Regions from separate parts of the Mus musculus genome. Here region 1 is linked to region 2. A link is a contact called in ENCODE Hi-C or POLR2A ChIA-PET data. All regions are on one chromosome and are shown on one strand. The core of a region is the stretch at or near the end of the contact, and the rest is flanking DNA. Distances in the headings are between cores, read along the strand shown.

Region 1 (4,534 bases), core at 377-2,876, 390 kb after region 2:
TGACCCTTTAATACAGTTCCTCATGGTGTAGTGACCCCCAACTAATTATTTTTGTTGTTACTTCGAAACTGTAATTTTGCTACTATTAGGAATCGTGATGTAAATACCTGATACATGTAACCCCTGAAAAGGGTTGTTCCACTCCCAAAGGGGTCACAGCCCAGAGGTTGAGAACTGCTGGCTTAGATGATGAAATGGCTTGAACTATTACATAGCTCAGTTACAGTGCAGCACCATGGAGTCAGTTGCAGAAGGGAGGGGTTCAAGATAAATTAAATCTTATAACCCTATTATCTCAGCTATCTCAGTTTGAACACTTGAGACCTTAGTTCAGGCTAGGATCCTTCTTGTTAACCTTCAGTGAGACTCTACATGTAACACACATAGATTTTAAGTACGCACTTGGTACATAAATACACATTAGCTATTAACTGAACATACCGACTGAAACTAATCTTAATTCTAGGATTTTCATTGTTTAGTGTGTGAGAGAGAGGAGAAAGAGAAAGAGACTGAGGGGGGAGGGAGGAAGAGAAGGACAGGGAGAGAGGGACGGAGTGGGTGAAAGAGACTGGGGACAGAGAGAAGAGAGGGAGGGGGGAGAGAAGGAGAGAGAGGGAGAGTGCAAGCCTTTGGGTGCATCAAAGAACAACTAAGGTGGTGGTTCATGCCTTTAATCCCAGCACTTGGGAGGCAGAGGCAGGCGGATTTCTGAGTTCGAGGCCAGCCTGGTCTACAAAGTGAGTTCCAGGACAGCCAGGGCTACACTGAGAAACCCTGTCTCAAAAACAAACAAACAAACAACAAAAAAAAAACAACTACAGGAGTTGGTTCTCTCCTTCCATCCTATAGATTATGGGATTGAATTATAGTAGTCAGGTCTGGTGACAAGCACCTTTATATACCTGCTGTAATAAACACCATGCCCAAACCAACTTGGGGAGGAAAGAGTTTTTTATTTTACTTCCATTTAACAGTTCACCATGGAAAGCAGTTAGGACAGGAACCTGGAGGCAAGAACTAATGCAGAGGCCACGGAGAGGTGGCTTCTTACTGGCTCGTTCACCCAACTTCTTATAGAACGCAGGGCCACTAGCCTGGGGGGGGGGGGCACCCACCATGGACTTATCCTCCCCCATCAATCTCTAATTAAGAAAATGCCTGCTTGCAGCCTGATCTACTGGAGGCATTGTCTCAATCGAGGTCCCCTCCTCTCTCGCTTGAGTCAAGTTGATATAAAACTAGTCAGCACGACTGCTGAGCCATTTCACCAGCCCAAGAGCCTTCATTTTTCAAAGTAGGACTGGCTGCAGGTAGCTTCGATGCTACAGAATTCAACAACTTACAGTTCTGGTTTTTAACTGAAAATCGCAGAGAGCGCATGTCCCGAGCGCTCCCACAGTCAGCCCAGCCCTGCCCGGCTGCTTACCGAGGACTGGCCCGGGAAGTCCTGCTTAAATGTGGTGGCCAACGAAATGGGCAGCACCACGGCACGAGAATTCCATTGCTCAGGCTCTTGTCCCACGTGGATGGCCTGAGTGGCGAAATGCTGGAAACTAGGCAGGAAGCCGCTCAAAGAGGCGTCCTTCTGCATGCTGGGGCAGGAGTGCGAGGTGTTGCTTTGGCTAAAACCTTCTGGACTTTGGCGCTTATATCCAGGGTGGGGAGGGGCCGACGCAACCAATCATCGCTGGTCCCTAGGCAGCGGCCCTGCTTATTGGTCGGCAGTGGAGGTGTTGCCCCGATCGTTCCTGCCCCGCCTCCCAGTGGCACAGAGCAGTGCCCACGTGGGACACCTCAGCACTGAGGTGCAGCACTCAGCCCAGAGATCCCCTTTGTCTGCAGGATAGGGACGCAACCTCCAGCAGCCTCGCGTGGCCCCAGAGTTCCGGCAAGGGTCACGCAGGCAGGTGCTTCCCTCGGATCTGAGGACCGCCACAGCTGTGCCACCAGCGCCCGCGTCTCTACTCTGGCCAAGATCAGGCCTTAAGGCCCAAGCTTTGCTCCCAAAAAGACGTAGCTTTGACCTAATTTTACACCTTGTCCGAGAACTGGGGAATTTAAGGAGTTTCTGTACCTGGGAAGTCGAACCTAAAACTTTGTTTTTTTTTTTGTTTTTTTTTTTTAAGATTTATTTATATTTACTTATTATTATATGTAAGTACACTGTAGCTGTCTTCAGACACACCAGAAGAGGGAGTCAGATCTCGTTACGGATGGTTGTGAGCCACCATGTGGTTGCCGGGATTTGAACTCAGGACCTTCAGAAGAGCAGTCGGGTGCTCTTACCTGTTGAGCCATCTCACCAGCCCGAACCTAAAACTTTGAAACACTGTTGAACGAATTTGGAAGGTGTTAAGGAATAAACAACTGATTTTAAAAGCTACGGTTTGGAAAAGCTACGAAGAGCAAACACAATCAGTATGCTTTTCAAATTAGCTCCAGACACAATCACCTTCCAGAACCAAGTGTACACTGCCAGAGGCACAGGGGAAGCGGGTAGCCTCTGAAACACTAACGGGTTACCATGCTTGCTTGATTAGTATTTCTCCTTTTAAAGTATGTTCTCAGCCTGAGTATATTTTAACGATGTGTTTGTGTGTGTGTGTGTGTGTGTGTGTGTGTGTGTGTGTGTATTGCACCACATGCATACTTGATGTCTACAGAGGTCAGAAAGGCTGTTGGATTCCCCTGGAACTGCATTTGGAAACAGATGTGATCTGCGTGTGGGAGAGAAAGCCAAGCCCTGGTGCTCTGGAACCAATGCTCCTGCGGGCAATGCTCTTGCTCCCTGAGCCATCTCTAAAGACGTAAGTACATTTTGATGAGATCACAGAAAACACCGAGGAGTAGAAGGGCCTGAAACAGTTCTGAGTCCAGTTCTAAGTACAGTTGGTAAGCCCTGGGTTATACAAACATGGATGTTTTCTATTTGTTTGTATACTTGTCTGTTTATCGTATTTGAGAGTGCAGAGGAATGTGTGGCACACCCATAGAGGTCAGAGGACAGTCTTCCACCTCCCTGTTGACGCAGGGTCTTTGCACTGCTTACCCCAGGCTAGACCACCCAGGAGCTTCAGTGGATTCTCTGTCTTCTACAGTAGGAGAGCTGCTATTACAGATACACAGCAGCACAAAGGTAGATGCTGGAGATAGAACACAGGGTGTCAGGCTGTGCGGCAAGCATTTACCCACTGAGCCATCTTCCCACTGGACATTTTATTTAGTGTAACTGTCACAAAGAGGTCTTTGAAAAGTGGCCCTTATACAGACTTTCTAAATGAGAGGCTTCTGATAAAGTTAGAGGAAGCTGTGGGGTGGCAGCCCAAGATTTAAATTTCTCTATTCACAGGAATGTCCCTTCCACCCAGGAATTTCTCTCTCAGACATCATCTGACCTGTGTGCAAAGCTGAGCATGAGTGACTCCATACCTCTCAGCTAGAATAACGGAAAGCACTTAACTTCCCATCCTTCAGAGTCCAACTAGCTAGATCTATGACAGACGCACAGAGTGGCCAATGAGCAGAAGCACTGAAGAAAACAGACACAGTCTCCTGTTTCCAAGACAGCAAAGAGAACTGCAAAGGAGTATGTGAATCCAGGAGCACATGCTGAGCTGCATGCCTTTTATGTTTGATCTGACATCTGAAACAACTGTGGTGGCAGAAACCACAGATCTTCAGGAAAAAATAAATTCCTTAACATTTCATATATATAAAGTAAAATAAGGTTTTTTTCTTTTGAGACATGGTCTCATACTGTAGCCCTTGCAGACCTTAAACTCATGGCAATCTTTACTGCACCCAACTAGAAAAACTTTTAAAGTAAATGAGTGATGGCCACTTTAAATACAGTGAATGTCTTCTGAATGCTGATTTTTTTTTTTCTTTAGAGCACCGGTTAACACCATCATGAAATTATCATAACACTGCTAACCCATGGATTCCTCTTGGGTGTGGGTTTGAGGAAGGGCATATGTTCTTTCCTTCTTGTCTTGTGTTTTGAGACAAGGTCTCCTGTTTCTCAAAGCTGGCCTCAAACTAGCAGCGGATGGTCTTATATCTGCCCCTCCTGCCTCCTGTGTACGCTGCTATGCTTGGTTTTATGTGGTCAGGAGAGTTCATGGCTTCCTGCATGTTAGGCAAGCACTTTTTTTTTTTTATCTGAGTCCACCTCCAGCCCCATCTATAATTTAAAAAAAAAAAAAAAAGCAGAATAGGAAATAATGTAAAATAGCACAGTTTGACACTAAGAAGTTGAAAAACAGTCAACCACTGAGAGACACTGGGCTGGCTGGCTGGCAGGGTTTGCTTTGCTGCTCGTTATGGAGAAGGTAACAGAACACTCACAGTACTGCTGCAGGGAGAATCTAGAGTTCGTCATCCTCAAGTAGCTACATGGTGAGTTAGTTCCAGGCCGGCCTGGGCTACATCAGAGCCTGTCTCAAAGAATAAAAGAGAAGAAATAGAAAATGTCCACGATAAATTTCTAGTTGCCTCACTTGTTGGGGAGGTTCCGTTGTGTAGAGTACGC
Region 2 (4,819 bases), core at 1,447-3,946:
AGTATACCAATATCATTAGATTATGAAAAATTCATAATTCAAACTTTGAAATGCACTGGGTATCGTATTCACACTGTTATGAAATTAAAATAGCATAAATCAACCCACATGCAGATGAAGACACATTGCCTGCAATCAATAAGGACTCTGGCCACCCTATAGCACTCTTTGTTCACTTTGATGGGTGGGTCATAGTTTTATACATTATGGTTTTAATTTTACACTTCCCTGACTTGCAGCAACAGAGGACAGGACAGGACAGGTTCACTGCTATCTGTCTTTCTTCACTAACTGTATGGAAAACTTAGATAAAATACACCCTTATCTATGGGCAAACTACCAAAGAGAGCCAAAGCTTAGTAGGATGGGTATAGTATGGGTTTGTTGATAGTTGCTTTTTTTTTTCCGCTATTTTCTCTTGTAGCTAGCCAGGCAACTAGCTAGTAAATCTGTAGTAACAGCACAATTAATAATAATTGAATTAATTTAAAAACAATTTTTCCAACCGTATGAACTGGGGAAATGCACATCTGTGCGCTACCAGATTGTAAAGAAACACTTAAAATATTTCACAGCTCTCCTCCCACCCAGAGTGAAAGTATAGGAGAAACTATACTTTCATATAATGACAAGGAGAGGAAGTCTCTGTACTCTTACATGTGTGGAGGGGGATGGTGGGGGGTGGGGGTGGGAAACATCCCATACCTTTCTCTTTCCCTCATCACTTCACCCTGTGTTAGGGCCCTAGTCAAATGCTTTAGCTATGACAAGCTGCTAAAAATCCAAGGGAAACCTCGTATTTCTCACAAAAGGGCCAAGAAAAGGGAACACTGAAAGACAGACTACGTGAGAGGAATCTAAGAAAGAGATGGACAGAGAGGTATGTCCTCCAAATCTAGTCTGAACCCATACAAGTTCTGTGCTCAAGTATCAACCAAGCAAAGCAGGATGGATATGATTCATGTAATGAACTACAATTAAAAGTACTGCTAAGATACCAAAACAATTCACGTGTTTGTGTGAAGGACAGATAGCAAGATCAAGATAGCAGGGGATGGAGAGTTGGCTCAGTGGTTAAGAGCACTGACTGCTTTTCCAGAGGTCCAGAGTTTGACTCCCAGCACCCACATGCTGATTTCACAACCATCTGTAACTCTAGTTCCAGGGGATCCACACCTTCTCCTGGCCTCTGAGGGCACCCAGCATACATATGGTGCACAGACATACATGTAGACAAAACACCCACACACATAAAAGCACAGCTAATACTCAGCGGTGCCAACTGATATAGAACCATTACTCACACGCAAGACTGAGCCTGTGATGCCAACCCCAGGATTGCTTGCTAAAAGAAAATAAAAATTCCACATTACCCAAGATAAAAATCCAGGAAAAAATCAGTGATTATACAATATGAAATAACTGGGAAGGTGTGGACAATTATCAGAATAAAATACATCCAAGAGCTTTCAAGTGAGATGATCAAGATGAATATAAGTATCAAAAGTGTTAGACATTAAAACCAAAGCAGTTTAATGATTTTTTTTTCTCCTGGATAAGAGCTATATGCGAGAAATATAAATGCCAGAACCCGTGTGCACAAATGTTCACGAGAGTTGATCAACAATGCCAAAACATAGATTTGGGTGTTAACTGTAAGAATATTTGCAAGAATATTTGCATGGGGGAGGGGGGAGCTAGAGAGATGGCTCAGTGGTTAAGAGCAGTGATTGCTCTTCCAGAGGTCCTGAGTTCAGTTCTCAGCAACCACATGGTGGCTTACAACCATCTGTAATGGGATCGGATGCTCTCTTCTGGTGTGTCTGAAGACAGCTACAGTGTACTCCTATAAATAAAATAAATAATCTTTTAAAAAGAATACTTGAATGCACGTTGTGACAAAGTGCAGGGTTTGGGGCTTAACTGTCACAAGAAAGAATTGTGAATATGCATGACTGAAATAAAAGTGAGCTACATGCAACTAACTGCAAACTCAGAAACTACGCGGAACTAAAAGCAACCCTCTGTCACAGTAAATTGTACCATTTCTCACTTTAAAAAATAAGCATACAGTATATGAACTAAATCTTTTATAAAGAACGAGAATAAACCCAAAGGGCCAGTGTTAAATCTGGGGAAAGGTAGTGAGTTGGGGTCAGAATTGTATCAATACTATTTCCTATTTCTAAAACCTTGGGGTGGCTCCTCTGTGTACAGGGCTTATCTCTCACACATATTAAATATTTTTAAAGCTAAGTTTTTAAGCAACAGCCCAAGAAGGAGAGATATCTCCCTTCATTAATATGACTTTTCCATCCAAATACTAAGCAGCCTAACTACACAAGCCAGGTGGAGCTAAAAGTGAGACCCTATGTTCTCACAGGAAAAAAAGTTTATCTTTTTGACGTGGCCTACAGAAGCCTGACAGAGGTTCCAAGTGGTATGTATGAAACAGTAATGTCCGGGGCAACCTGGTTTAATCCTCAGTCTCTGTCCAAAAATAAAAATAAAGTATCTTCTCCAAAGACTCGAGCCTCCCACCTTATTGCTCGCCCCAGTAAACCCTAGGCAACGCGCAAGCCCGTGGGCTATCGAGCCGCGCCGAGTCACTTCCGCCTCTGCGCCCTAGCCCCGCCCCGGAAACGGAAGCGCCTTTCTCTAGGGTCCTTCGGCCTGCGGAGAACTCGGCTGCGATGGCCGCCGGGCCGGGCTGTCCTCACAACGCCTGCTCAGGAGCTCGGTAAGGCCGAAGCGAAGCAGAGCCTCAGGACGGGCTGCTGGCTCCTGGGCGTCGTCTCCGCACCGCTGCTCCAGGCTCGCGGTCCGGCGGTGTGAGTTCTCCCCCACCCCAGGGAAGGGCGGGTCCGGCGGCGCGAGGACAGCCCGGCGCGAGGCCCCCGCGGCTCCGGTGGGGACGTCGCTGCGGGCGGCACTGCTGCTGGCGTCCAAGATGTCGACCAAGAATTTCCGAGTCAGTGACGGGGACTGGATCTGCCCTGACAAGAAGTGAGCGTGGCGGGATACCGTGGGACCTGGGGTGGCCGGGAGGTCCCTGTGAGGGCGGCGACGGGGTCGCGGCCTTTGTGGGGACGGCGGGGCGGTCGCTGCCGGCCTTGAGCGGTCGCGGGCGGCCCGCACGTGACCCCGCGCGGAGCTGAGCTCACGGTTCAGTGGCCCTGCTCCGAGCTCTGCCGGGGCCGCTCGCTGTCCCTCCCTCCCTCCGTCCCTCGCTCCCTCCCTGCGGCCGCCGTGCTTTCGGGCCTGCGATCCGTCCCCAGTGACTTGGCTTTTCTCATCCTCCTGCCGAGAGGCAGGAGGCCTGGGCACGTACGTGGCCGGGAAGCCGGTGTGCTCCGCTTATGGCCACAGAGATCGTTCTGAATAGGTGTCCCTATTTTTAAAGAAAAGTGATGTACCAGCTCGTGTTCTTGGAAAGCCAGAGTCAGAGCTGAAGGAAACCCGGGTTTACTCTTCTGTCTACTGCAGAGCGTCTAGCCTGAAGTACCTTTGCTAGAAAATACATTGCTCGACTACAGTTAACACCGAAATAACATGGGCAGTGTGTGGAGAGCAAGGAAATGATGTCACTCAGATCCACTTGGTTGGTATCAGACTGATATCAGGCTAAGCATACCAAGTCAGCAGACTAGAACCGAGATCCTCTTGGACTGTCACTGCAGGAACTGTGTGACACTTTGGAACCCTTCAGAGATTAAGACACCAGCCTCTCTGCCTTCTGTGTGACTCGTAGAAAACTGTGCTCTTGTGTTCTTACTGAAAGCACCCATGTATATTTTGGGAGGACCCTTCATTCAAAGTCCTGTACACCTAAACTCGGCAGAAACTAAATGTTATTTGTACTGAATATGTAAATCAAGGAGACAGTTTTCAGAATATATTTTCAGTTTTACTTGGAACGTGTGTATTTTTTTTTAACAGAAAAAGGGACCTTAAAGTTGTCTGGAGCCATTCAGTTTAGTGTTACACTTCCTTTCACTATTTTATCTCATTCATTGTTTTTTAATAGGGTGGTGGATTCTTTGTCGTTACTTATTTAAGCTTTAAATTGGAGTATCTAACTGCTTTAACAAATACTAAAGTAGTGCAAGTGTGTGAAAACTTAACTAGTTAATGTCATAAGGTTACACTTTTTTCTGTTGGTTGTGGTTTTGTTTTCTGTTCTTTAGTTTTAGATTTGATAAATACTATAATACTCAAATTTCTTTACAATTTAATTCTGTCTTTAGTTAATATATCAGTCTTTTCCTTATCATCGCACTTCCTACCTCTCAAAGAATGTTTCATCAATTCTCTGGAGTCCTTCTGTAACTGTTCATTCCTGATGGATCCATCCCTAGGATTTTGTGATTAATCTTTTCCTTTTAGACAGAGTTTCTCTATGGAACTCACAGAGATCTGTTTGCCTCTAGCTCACAAGTGCTGTAATTAAAGGCTTGTGCCACCACTGCCCAGCTTGAATTTTATGCTTCTAAAACTCATCACATTTATTACTTGTAACAAACAAGATGAAAGTTGATATTCCTTTTTTTTTTTTTAACTCTCTCTGGTATCTTGTCTAATTGTTATAGAAGAGTCTGACACTTTGGAACAAGAGACTTTTATGTAACTAATGATATACACCAGTCTGAAGATAGCAAGGTTTGGGTCCCAAAGTGGTTCCCACAGTAACTGTAAGCACAAGGTTGAGATTTTTACCCAGCTTTTCCTTCTCCCTGCTGGTGCTTATATTAACATAATGGGATAAGCTTGTTCTGCGTTCCAGGGTGTAGTGAGGACAGTTTAAAATGTAAACAGTTTA

The links. A loop is a pair of places that touch in the nucleus more often than their neighbours do. ChIA-PET counts read pairs that join two places held with the same protein, here RNA polymerase II (POLR2A).
Region 1: a map of T-helper 17 cell shows a loop between it and region 2 (2.4-fold over the local background). The contact joins the promoter of Cth here to the promoter of Zranb2 in region 2. A Hi-C loop is called at or near these places in 1 of 37 maps with a recorded cell type or tissue (T-helper 17 cell). POLR2A ChIA-PET finds 5 or more read pairs at or near these places in 1 of 5 experiments (embryonic stem cell).

The regions. Positions count from the first base shown.
Region 1 is chr3:157,923,437-157,927,970 of GRCm38, forward strand. It overlaps Cth (cystathionase (cystathionine gamma-lyase)), which reads right to left and starts at 1,627. Exons shown (of 12, transcript NM_145953.2): 1 at 1,430-1,627. The coding sequence starts at 1,594. 1810013D15Rik (a long non-coding RNA gene) reads left to right here and starts at 1,772. Exons shown (of 6, transcript XR_867796.2): 1 at 1,772-1,910; 2 at 2,667-2,810; 3 at 3,353-3,589.
Region 2 is chr3:157,531,469-157,536,287 of GRCm38, forward strand. It overlaps Zranb2 (zinc finger, RAN-binding domain containing 2), which reads left to right and starts at 2,697. Exons shown (of 10, transcript NM_017381.3): 1 at 2,697-3,006. The coding sequence starts at 2,951. 4930592C13Rik (RIKEN cDNA 4930592C13 gene) reads right to left here and starts at 2,622. Exons shown (of 2, transcript NR_152231.1): 1 at 2,542-2,622.